Regions from separate parts of the Homo sapiens genome. Here region 2 is linked to region 1. The links are chromatin contacts, found by Hi-C or POLR2A ChIA-PET in ENCODE. All regions are on one chromosome and are shown on one strand. The core of a region is the stretch at or near the end of the contact, and the rest is flanking DNA. Distances in the headings are between cores, read along the strand shown. Region 1 holds the start of NXPE1 (neurexophilin and PC-esterase domain family member 1). Region 2 holds the start of NXPE4 (neurexophilin and PC-esterase domain family member 4).

What was found. Hi-C counts contacts between places; a loop is a spot of excess contacts on that map. ChIA-PET counts read pairs that join two places held with the same protein, here RNA polymerase II (POLR2A). Pooled maps may share reads with other maps.
Region 2: a map of colonic mucosa shows a loop between it and region 1 (2.4-fold over the local background). The contact joins the promoter of NXPE4 here to the promoter of NXPE1 in region 1. A Hi-C loop is called at or near these places in 1 of 168 maps with a recorded cell type or tissue (colonic mucosa) and 1 of 50 pooled maps. POLR2A ChIA-PET finds 5 or more read pairs at or near these places in 1 of 52 experiments (AG04449).

What each region holds. Positions count from the first base shown.
Region 1 is chr11:114,556,479-114,562,786 of GRCh38, reverse strand. NXPE1 (neurexophilin and PC-esterase domain family member 1) reads left to right here and starts at 2,906. Exons shown (of 9, transcript NM_001395504.1): 1 at 2,906-2,989. It also overlaps a transcript of NXPE2 not described here.
Region 2 is chr11:114,592,918-114,599,195 of GRCh38, reverse strand. NXPE4 (neurexophilin and PC-esterase domain family member 4) reads left to right here and starts at 3,410. Exons shown (of 6, transcript NM_001077639.2): 1 at 3,410-3,604; 2 at 4,427-4,532. The coding sequence starts at 4,437. It also overlaps a transcript of NXPE2 not described here.

The DNA.
Region 1 (6,308 bases), core at 1,657-4,156:
ATCGAGCCTTATCTGAAGCTAGATTAATTCCTAAGACTTCCCACTCATATGAGTCATTAAGTATACTTTTTCCTTTAGCTTGTGTGATTGGATACAACGACTGAAAGAGATAATTTACTTCTGTAAAGTCAACTTGACTCTGGATAGTAATAAATAAGAGAGATTACAGATGCAGTTGTGAAAGTTGTTACAGAGTCTAGGAAAATGGCATAATTAAATAGTCCCAGGATTTATGTTTGATATCAAACAGAACTTGTTGGATATCCTGATGAGAAATATGTAAAATAATAGTATTTCTGTCTTTTCCTATGATTCCTACTGAAATCAGTAAAGGTGGACACAGAGTTTAACAGAGACAGCCATGAGGTATGACCTCTCCACATATCATATGGAAGCACTGAGAATGTGTGCAAGGGCTGGGAAGACAGAGCAGTGCTGTGCATAATCCCCAAGAGGGAAGAAGAGAGCATGGACTCTCAGAAGACTGGATATTGGCACTCAGCACCAGGAAATATTTCTAACCACTCTCCCAGAAGAAAATGCAATAAATAAACCCAACATTTACAGGGAGGCTAGCAGAAAATTTCAAATGCAAAGATGAACACATAACCAAAAATTACCAATCATTTGAAAGAGACTAACACTTGAAAGAGAGGCATAAAGCACAATAATCAGAAGAAATTGACATGCCAAGAAAACAAAGTTAAAAGGACAGTTGATACAAGAATTTAGAATAAGTGTGTTTAATTACCAGACTGATGTGAGAGGATATTGCAGCCATACTTAGAGTTAACTAGATATTTGTTAAATTTAAAATATGATACGTGAAATAAAGAAAAACTTGAGGGACACACTAAAGTTCAAAATGAAAACAATAAACTGGAGAAATAAAATGTTAACTCAAGAATTCTTGCAGAATACAGAATAAAAGGAAAGTGTGATCAAAATTATGAAAGAAAAGTTAACAGATATTAGATCTCAGGTCTAATGGGCCATTAAAAGCGCCAAACATGATGAAGATAAAAAGATCTGCATAAAATTTCATAATACCAAGGATGAAGAGAAAAATGCTACAAAGATTCACAATTATACTAACTTTGACATCAGACATTTCATAAATGACATTGGATGCATGAAGAGAATGAAACAGTATCCTCAAGGCTAAGAAGAAAAATATTTTTCACCTAATTCTATAGCAAGTAAATTTATCATCTATTTAGGAAGAAAAAATATGTACTCAGTCTAATACTGGTCCCCTCTGAAAGAGCTACCAAAGACTTTACAAGATAAGAAACAAATTGAGTAGTGAGGAGTAGGTTTTAGAAACAATATTGGTTAAAGAAACCAAGGTAACAAACAATATTGCCTAATTGTGAGTGAGGCAATATGTTCATATGAACTGTTGACACATGCAATAACTTGGATGGACATCGTGGACGTTACGCTGAGTGGGAGAAAAAAGCCAATCTCAAAATTTACTCCCATGCATAAATAGTAGTAGTTGGGGTGGTGATAGTAGTAGTTGCTAATTATTTAGTGCTTAAACTAAGTGTCAGAAACTGTTTTTAAATGTTGTACATGTATTAATTCATTTAATCCTATGAGTACTTAGCACAGTACTAATAATACTTGTGATCTTCAAAACTAAATCTTACAAATTGGCACAGGGTCTGGGCATCCAGGCTTAGAAAGAGAGATGAAGTTAGATTTATGTTACAGAGCTGAAGTAACAGTCACATGACAAATATGAAGGTTCCAGAGGGAAGGGCATGAGGCATGAGAGAAAGGTCTCCAATATGTAGTCAGTAAAATATTATTCAGCACTAAAGAAATAAGCTATCAAGCCACAAAAAGACAGAGAAACTGAAATCCGTATCGCTAAGAGAAAAGCCAATCTGGGACAGCTACACACTGTATGATTGCAGCTATGTGACATTCTGTAAAAGTCAAAACCATGGAGACAGTAAGAAAACCAGTGGTGACCAGGGGTTAGAGGGGAAAGAAGGATTAATAGGCCTAATTATTCATATACACCCATATATTCCCTTTCATGTTACAGGCATTTGGCATAGCAGAAGTTACAGCAACATTTACTGTATTGGTGAATTAAATAATGTTTATGATAATGACGAGTTAATGAACCATATCCCCTTTCCCTAACTCAGAGCAAATAGTCCTTCCCCATTTATTAGATATCCTTTTCAAACCGATAAAAGATCCAGCTGGGAAAAGTGGCTCATGCCTGTAATCCCAGCACTTTGGGTGGCCGAGGAAGACAGACCACTTGAGCCCAGGAGTTCAAGACCAGCCTGGGCAACATGGTAAGACCCCATCTCTACAAAATACAAATTAAAAATATTAGCCAGGTGTGGCAGCATGCACCTGTAGCCCCTAGGCCCAAGGCAGAAGGATGGCTTGGGCCCAGGAGTTCGAGGTTGCAGTGAGCTATGATCACGCCACTGCACTCCAGCCTGGGCAACAGAGCAAAACCTTGTCCAAAAAAAAAAAAAAAAGAAAAAAAAAGAATTCTCAATCACCCACCAGTTCTCTGCATGGTGTCCACTGACAATTTGTTCTCTTGTTTGGAGTTGTCGTGAGACTTCAGATTTTCTGAGGAAAGCCTATCCATAGAGTCACTTGGGGTATTTTTACACTATGACTTCAAGGACCACAGCTGTTTCAGAACTAAGAGGTTTTCCATTCCCAAGGGTCACCAGTAACATGGAGAGAGAAGGAATCTCAAAGAATACCCGAGTAACACCCAGTTAACAGAGGCTGTGGAATTATCTAATTGTCAGTTAATTGTACTACTGTTTATTGCCTCTTCAAATCTCCACCCCAAGATAAGCCAATTTACGAGGAAAACAGACTGATGAAAATAAATGTGTTCACAGACAAGGAACAAAAACATTTTACACAGCCACAAGAGCCAGTTAAGAACTCACAGGTACTTTTCCAGCCACCCAGATAGGAGAGATCATTAAAACAGGTGAGTAAGCAAAACTATGGAGACTGCCTTTCTCTATTTCTAATCTTGCCAGTGGTCAGTGGAGGGCAGGGAAGAACAAAGCAAAAGAAATTAGAAAGACTGTGTCTGCTGAGGGGTTCTCTCAAGTCAGAGAAAGATAAGAAAAGGGAGAAAGCTCAGAAGAAAGTGTGGGAAACAAAAAAAAAAACTGATAGTGAGAGCCTCTCTTACTGACAAGGATAGGCTGGTTTTGACGGTGAGACAGCATCAAGATAAAATATTTCTCTAATAACCAACCAGCAAAAGTCCCCAGTGCTTTGTGGGAAGCAAGCATGGATACAGTCACTCAACCTAACATCTAGTTGGAGAGAGGAAGAAGGACATCAAAAATACCTGTTTACAACTGATATTTCTTTGCCTTGTTTTATGTATGACATTGTTTGGGTGGAAAATGTATGAATATGTCACAGGAATTCAAAATACGGGAGAGATCGTTGTGGTCTAGAGTTATGCTGGAAAGTTTCCTGTAGAGATTGCCCCTGAGCTGGGGATTCACTGACTATAGAGTCTAGATTGGTGCAGGGGCAGGCCACCCCAGGTGGGCAGTAGGATGAGTCATAAACAAAGCCAGAAAAGCAGGAAGGATTCTTTTTTAATTTTTGTCTTTGAGTATGTGTGTATCCATGTATTGTGCTTTGTATGTATATTTTTAATTTACATAAAAATGTGATAAAGATTTATGTTTATTTCTTTCTTCACTTAGAGCTGTTTTTAAGAGCTCTTCATATTACAGGTAAATCTAGTGAGTTGTATCTAACTGTTGGATAGTATCCCACAATACACATCCACTACATGTTTCTTAACCATTTCATAGTAATACATATTAAAGTCTATTTAATTCCCTACAATTACAGCTATACATATAATCAACTGAAAACAAACTTTGTATGTGATTCTTTATGGACCTGACTGAGAAGTCCTCTGTGATGTATCCAGAATGAATTGCTTGGACATAGGGCATAGATAAACACAAACTAACAGAAATATTGCCATTCTGCTTTCAAAACGATCATGTTAATTTGTACTCTTACATAGCACAGCAGAGTTATGTATAAAGATCCAATCTATATTGTGACCTAGTTCAGCTTAAGTCCATAACAGGAGGATTGTTTAGCTTTAGAAAATATACGAATGTAATACATCACATTTAAACATAAAAGTTTAAAAATTCATATAATTACCTCAATGAATCAGAAAAGGCCTTTGTCAATAACTCAACTTCCATTAGTAATAGAAACACTTCACAAACTTTCTTAAAAGAGAACTTCCTCAATCTAATAGAAGGCATTAAGAAAAGCAAATATCACAAATCCAACATCATATATTTAATTACACATAGTAAAATGTTGAAACTAACTATGAAAACAAGGCAAACGTACCCAATATGGCCACTTCTAATCATCTTTGTTCTCTATGTGTGCCTATATAAAAGCACTATTAAAATAAAGCACTTGCATTTCTACACATCAGCCACAGATATTTGTTTGGAAAATGAAATAAAAAGAAAAACATATAGAATGTGCATATATATGGATATATATATACACACACACATAAACACATATACATAGATGTGTGTATAGTTTATATTTATAATTATAAATAAAATTTATGTTTCCCAAAATAGTAGACTTGCTTATAGTCTCCTTTTGAGAGCAACTAGAAAAGCTAGAGGATGTTATATTTGATCTGTTAAGCGTCAGAGAGCAACTGGGGCAGTGAGGGGTTGAGAGATCTAGATTCTAGAGAGAAAGCAAGAGAGGAACAAAGGGCAGTTAGGGAAATAGAAGGAAAATGAGGTAACATATTCAAAGTGCTGATGCTTTTAACCACCAAAAACAAAAATAAATAAATAACACTTGTCAATCTAGAATTGTATAGCCCGCAAAAGAAACCCTCAAAATGAAAGCAAAATAAGATTTTTTAAAATGTAACCTTGAGAATTTGTCACTAGAAGATGTCTTACAGAATATTAAAGATAGTTCTTGAAGCAGAAGATAAATTCTCCCAAATGACAGTAGAGAACGGCAAAGAAGAATGAAAAAGAAGGAAACTAAATGTACAAATATAAATGAACAAGGATTTTATATATATATATATATATATATATATATATATATATATGTATTATATATAATATATTGTGGTGTTTTAAATATTCCTAGAATTAAACCAGTCAGTGGTGAGTGCCTATAGTCCCAGCTACATGGGAGGCTAAGGTAGAAGGATCACTTGAGCCCAGTAGTTCCAGTCCAACCTAGGCAGCATATTTCTTTTCCATCTCTAAAAGAAATAAAATAAATATTTCTAGAACTGAAATGCCTGACTATAGCAAGAAAATGTGAAAGAGTTAAATGTAAATGGAGTACAGTTTTCTAAGGTCCCTCATTTCCTAATAATTAGTAAAAGTACCAATTTATATTAGACTTCATTAAGTCAAAGATGCATATTGAAATTTCCAAAATAGAGTAGAAATTATTAAAGTAGTTTTTATAACAAGCTAAATGAGAATGGAAATAGAATAATTTTAGAGTTTTTGACTAATACACAAGAGGTCAAAAAGGGGGCCGGGCACGGTAGCTCATGCCTGTAATCCCAGAACTTTGGGAGGCTGAGGCACGCAGATTACTTGAGGTCAGGAATTCGAGACCAGCCTGGCCAACATGGTGAAACCCCGTCTCTACTAAAACTACAAAAAATTGGCCAGGTGTGGTGGCTCACGCCTGTAATCCCAGCTACTCAGGAGGCTGAGGCACTATAATTGCTTGAACCCAGGAGACAGAGGTTGCAGTGAGCCAAGATAGTGCCACTGCACTCCAACTTGGGCAACAGAGTGAGACTCTGTCTCAAAAAAAAAAAAAAGTCAAAAAGGGAGAAAATGGAATAGAAATAGAGAAGGTGGGACAAATAAAAACCAAATAGTAAGATAAAATTACATAGATATATCAACGATAATATGAAATATAAATGGACTAGGAAGTTCCAGCTGCAAAAAATGTCAGAGTGGCTTAGATGAGACTAATATTTCTCATAGAACAGTATTAAACTCTGGAAAAAAATACATTTTAAAAAATGATATGAAAGCACTAGAAAAAGGCCAAAAACTGGCAGAAACTAGAGGGAATTTGACACTTAAAAGTAGGGAATCATGCTGCGTGGGAGCCAGCTTTAAGGGCTCTTATCCTGACAATATACCTCAGTGTGTACTGTGCAAAGCAACTTGAATTCAAGCAGAAAACTGCAGACTTGCAGCCTGGAGATGTCACAGGATGGAGTTCAA
Region 2 (6,278 bases), core at 2,161-4,660, 36 kb before region 1:
GATCTGTGGAACTTTGACCTTGAAAGTGATGATTTAAGGTATCTGGGGGAAGAAATTTCTAAGCAGCAAAGTGTTCAAGAAGCAGCCTGGCTACTTTAACAACCTATGCTCGTATGCATGTGCAAAAAAAAGATGTAAAACTGGAAATTATACTAAAAAGGAAGCAAAGTATAAAAGTTTGGAAAATTTGCAGCCTGGCCATATGGTAAAAAGAAATGGTCATTTTCAGTGGAGGAATTCAGGAAGGCTGCAGAAATTTGCATAAGTAAAAAGGAGCCAAATGCAAAAAGAGTGCAAGCCATAAGCCTTGGTAGCTTCCACAGGGTGTTAAGCCTGCAGGTGGAGACAATGGGGAGAAGGCCTCAAAGGCATTTCAGAGAACTTTGTGGAAGCCTCTCCCATCACAGACCTGCAGGCCTAGAAGGGAAGAATGGTTTTGTGAGCCAGGCCCGGGGCCCTGTCACCCTGCACAGCCTCAAAACACTGGTCCCTGCATCCCAGCTGCTCCAGCTCCAGCCATGGCTCAAAGAGGCCCAGGTACAGCTCAAGCCATTGCTTTAGAGAGTGCAAGCCATAAGCCTTGGTGGCTTCCACAGGCTATTAAGCCTGCAGGTGCACAGAGTGCAAGAGTTGAGGCTTGAGAGACTCTACTTAGATTTCAGAGGATGTATGGAAAAGCCTATATGTCCAGGCAGAAGTCTGCTGCAGGAGTGGAACCCTCTAGATAACCTCTACTAGGGCAGTGTGGAGGGACAATGTGGGGCTGGAGCCCCCACACAGAGTCCCCACTGGGGCACTGCCTAGTGGAGCTGTGAGAAAAGGGCCACCATCCTCCAGACCCCAGAATGGTAGATACACTGGCAGCTTGCACTCTGCACCTGGAAAAACCAAAGGCACTCAACACAAAGCCACAGGGGCAGAGCTGCCCAGGTCCTTGGGAGCCCACCCCTTGCGTTAGTGTGCCCTGGATGTGAGACATGGGGTCAAAGGAGATTATTTTGGAGCTCTGAAGTTTAGTGACTGCTCTTCTGAGTTTTGAACTTGCATGAAGCCTGTAGCTGCTTTCTTTCTGCCAATTTTTCCCTTTTAGAATGTAAAAGGGAATTTTTTTACATTTACCCAATGCCTATAGTCCCATTGTATCTTGGAAGTAACTAACTTGATTTTGATTTTACAGGCTCATAGGTGGAAGGGACTTACCTTGTCTCAAATGAGACTTTGGACTTCAGACTTTTGAGTTAATGCTGAAATTCACTAAGACTTTGAGGGACTGTTGGGAAGGCATGATTGTATTTTGAAATGTGAGAACAATGATTGTATTTTGAAATGTGAGTGTAGATTAATATATATTCCAAAACAATTGTTATTTATTTTGTGGCTCAAATTGTTGCAACTTTGGTCATCAGGAGCTCTTTCAGGTTAGCTTCTGGGCCATTTTGACATGTACCTCCATTTTTTAAAAGGCATTTCCTAGCACCCCGAGATGCTCCAGGCTCATTTCATATCCCCTGACAAAGTGATGGAATCAACCAGCCACTTCTCCAAGAAATTCTGGCTCCCTTTACTGGAGAATTAAGAAACCAAGGTCTAGGCACTAGGTGTCATTGCTTCTAGGGCTTCTCTATGGACAGAGCTTGAAAATATACATCTGTGTGCATGAACCCATGTATGCATAAAAATGCATATTTATCCATCAAAAAACTGAGTGCATACTGATTATTCTAATTCCAACTGAATATCACAAGGTTAATTTTAATATACCCATTACATTTTCTTGTTTATAGTTTCTTTCTCCGAAAATATTTTCTATCTGATTCTTTACAGAAAAAGTTTGTCCACCCCTGGTTAATATCATTCAGATTTCAGATCACTGTTCATATATTTGAATTTAAGAATATATTGACAGTTTGCTATGTTCCACTTCTTTTTTTCCTCCTTTTCCTTCTATTGGGCTAATCAAACATTTTTTATTATTTCATTTAATCTTCATTGTTGATTTATTATGTATACCACTTTTTAAAAGAAATATTTAGTGGTTATACCAGGGTTACAATATTTTTCTTAATTAATCAGAGTCTATCCTTCAAGTAATATTATCCCAATTCACACATGGTATAAAGACTTCAAGATAGTTTTTCCAACTTCCTAGTTTTCATTCTTTGTGCTTATGTTGTTATACATATACACTATAAACACACAGTGTTAGAGATCAAAATGAAAGGAATCTTGGATTCAGCCCTGTTTCAAAGCTCATCAGATGACCTGCACAAATCATTCAAACTTTCTTTTGTACTCTTGGTTCTTTAAGTCAAGCATATCTATTGTGCCTACCTCATAAACAGACTCCAGGTTAACATTAGATTTCAAAATCTATGTGACCAAACCAAATTAAAATCTATAAATCTATATGTCTCAGAGTAGACTGTGAACTTGGGTGGTTGCTGGCATCAGTCCTCTAAGGAACAGCCAAACCAAACCCACTGCAAATACTTTTTTCTTATTATAGGCTCCTCAGTGAAAAATTTAACAATCCTACACCCAGTTTTATAATGTTAAAACAGCTTTTCCAAAGGTCATCAAGTAAAGACATAAAGAAGTATTGTTAAGGTGAATTTGGTAGAACAGGATCAAAGATGTTGGAAGAATTTCAAGATCTGAAACAAGTAGACCAGTTGTGAAACTGGTCTTGATTCCATCTTTTTAAAAACATAAGACTGGAAAGATTGATGGGCATGCTTAAATAAGATGGAAAGATGATGGGCATGCCCTCCTGTGTAGGGCAGCAGTAATCAACCCATGGACGGAGCCACAGGGCCAGCAGCTACTGCTTCCTGTGGGCACTGGTGCAGCTGTCTGGGTGCCTGCTCTTTCCAGCACTGTTTTCATCAGATCAAGAATACAAATCCCAGATGGATTCAAACCCATGACTACAAGCTGTCACTCTGTTAGTCTCAGATGCAATTAATATTATTGTCTTCCCTATGTTATATTTGAAGTTCTTTTAGTTCAATTCAGCAAATTGTATTGAAACCTACTATGTATGAGATAATACGCACTTGAATCCTGCCAACTGGGTCTTGATGATAACGCTAGATGGAAACTAGAAAGTTTGACTTTCTGTTGATGATTACTCTCAATCATTCAAACTTGTGGCTCTTTTTCTCATCAGTTATTTATTGTAACTATAATATTTATCAAATTGTATTAACTAAATACAATTATTTATCAAACACTCTTTTTCTCATCAGTTATTTATTGTAACTAGAATTAGACTTATAAAACTTCAGGAATTTGAAATCATATAACCTACTATGCAGAGCACTTCATTTCTCCTTCCTACCTCTGCTTGAGCTAATAACTACAGTTTGTGATCCAGGCCCCTCCTTAAGGTGGAGCTGACGTGGCTGACACTTCTGTCTTAGCTGAAACAAGCAGAAGGTTGTGAATCCATGCTAAAGGTAAACAAACTGCAACTTATATCTGCAATTTATTTTGGTATAGACAAGAGGTATGCCAGTAGCACACTGGTGGCTTCAGAAGAAATTCTCAACACCTAGCTCGCCAGAGAGTCTATGTATGGGATTGAACAATCTGTAAACTAAAGGTATGAAAAAATTTGTAAAATTGGGAAGGTGAGGGAAAGGTGTGACATTTATTTTTGGGTGCAGAAACATCTAATGCCCATGTATAAACTAGGGATCTGGGGTGAAAGGTGCTTCTAGGGGAGGGTAAATTTTGAGGGATGGAAAGTTTTAGAAAGGCAGCATTCAAGCAATCTGATGTTAAAGTTTAAAGTTCCAAGTTAAAAGAGAACTTGGAATTCCGGTGCAAAGAGAAATGTTAAGATGAATCATGGAAAAATACTGATAAAGCCTGAAATTTTTTTAAGTAAGAAATGTTTTAAAATAATTCTTTTCAAGCTTGAGGGGGTGCTAGAAAGCCTGCTAAAACAGAAAAGGAGGACATATTAATAGATTGGCATTAATGAAACAGAAAAACTAATTTGCATTCAACAGGCACTGTAATGATGTGGTTCTCAGTGTTAATATTTGCTGGAGTATTTTGTGTCTGCCCTTGAGTTTAAGGGAATAGAACAGGGAACCTGATAGGTGACAAATAGTCTGGAGACTTCATCTAGACACGAGCAAGCTTGCATCCTTCAGGCCCTTAAGCTGCTCGATTTCTTAAAGATCACAGTGGGCTCCATGAATTATCTGTTCTGTAGAATGTACAAGCAGATAGCTAAAAGAGAGCACCTGGGAGATACCAAGTACAGCTTGCGGGGGTGAAGGTTTATTTCTGGGAGTTATTTATCTGAGGCTAAAAAGTAATCATGAGCCAAAAAAATTTCAAATGTTTCCCATGTTTGTTTGCTTTTCTGTTTTGTTGTATGTTTTTGTGCTTGTTTTTGTATTGTCTCTTGTAGGATCCTAATCATGAAAATAAGTATGATAAATTATAAGTCACTATTGGCACTGTTGTTTATATTAGCCTCCTGGATCATTTTTACAGTTTTCCAGAACTCCACAAAGGTAGGAAATGCTTTATTTATGTGGTTTACAGAAGCTTATTTTTGCTTATTACCTCATCTGTTCTAGGAAAGGCTAAACTACAAGACTTGTAGATTATAGGAGGGGAGTTTGAATAGCTAGATACCAAACAACATACCTGATAATCATTAAGCAATATGTGAGAGGATAAATACTGTGTGTGTGTTCACACATACACATTCTTTCTTTGTCACAAATAAATGCATTGCACCTATCTTCTTCAATGCTTAGCTCATCTTTTTACTTTCTTTAAGGGAACATCTGAAGAACAGAATATCTATATTTTTGGTTTTCATTTGTTTGTTTTTAATTTTTAATTTTTGTGGGTACAAAGTAGGTGTATGTATTTATGGGGTAGATGAGATATTTTGATACAAGCATATAATACATAGTAATCATATCAGGGTAAATGGGGTATTCATTGCCTCAAGAATTTATCCTTTCTTGTGCTACAAACAAGACAATTATACTCTTTTAGCTATTTTTAAATGTAAAATAAATTATTGGTGATTGTAGTTACCCTGTTATACTATCAAATGCTAGATCTTATTCATTCTGTCTAATCATATTTTTGTACTCATTAACTAACCCCACTTCTCCTCCATGCCCCCACCACCCTTCCCAGCCTCTGGTAGCCATCATTCTACTCTCTAACTCCATGACTTCAATTATTTTAAGTATTAACTTCCACAAATAAAAACGAACATGCAAAGTTTGTCTTCTGTGCCTAGCTTATTTCACTTAACATAATGACCTTCAGTTCCATCCATGTTGTTGCAAATGACAGAATCTTGTTCTTTTTATAACTGAATACTACTCCGTTGTGTATATATACCATATTTTCTTTATGTATTTGTCTGTTGATGGACACTTAGGTTGCTTACAAATCTTGGCTATTGTTATCAGTGCTGCAATAAACATGGGAGTTCAGATAGCTCTTGGATATACTGATTTCCTTTATTTTGGGTATATACCTAGCAGTGGGATTGCTGGATCATATGGTAGCCTATTTTTAGTTTTTTGAGAAACCTCCAAACTGTTCTCTATAGTGGTTGTACTAATTACATTCCCACCAACAGTGTACAAGTGTTCCCTTTTCTCCACATCCTCACTAGCATATGTTACTATCTGTCTTTTGGATAAAAGCCATTTTAACAGGAGTGAGATTATATTACACTGTAGTTTTGATTTGTGTTTCTCTGATGATCAATGATGTTGAGCACCTTTTCATATACTTGTTTGCCATTTGCATATCTTCTAGTAAGTGTCTATTCAGATCTTTTGCCCAATTTTTAATTGGATTGTTAAATATTTTTGCTATAGAGTTGGTTGAGTTCCTTGAATACTCTGGATAGTAATCCCCTGTCAGATGGATAGTTTGCAAACATTTTCTCCCATTCTGTAGGTTAACTCTTCACTCACTTGATTGCTTCCTTTGCTGTGAAGAAGTTTTTAGTTTTATATAATCCCATTTGTCTATCTTTGCTTTTCTTCTCTGTGCATTTGAGGTCTTATCCAAAAATCCTCTGGCTACATCAGTGTCCTGAACAGTATTCCCTAGGTTTTCTTCTAGTATTTTCATACTTTGGGTCATGCATATCAGTCTTTAATTCATTTTGTAACTGAGTTTTGTATATGGTGAGAGAAAATGGTCTAATTTCATTCTTTTGCATATGGATATTCAGTTTCTCCAGCACCATCTATTTTAAATACTTTTGTTCCCCCATT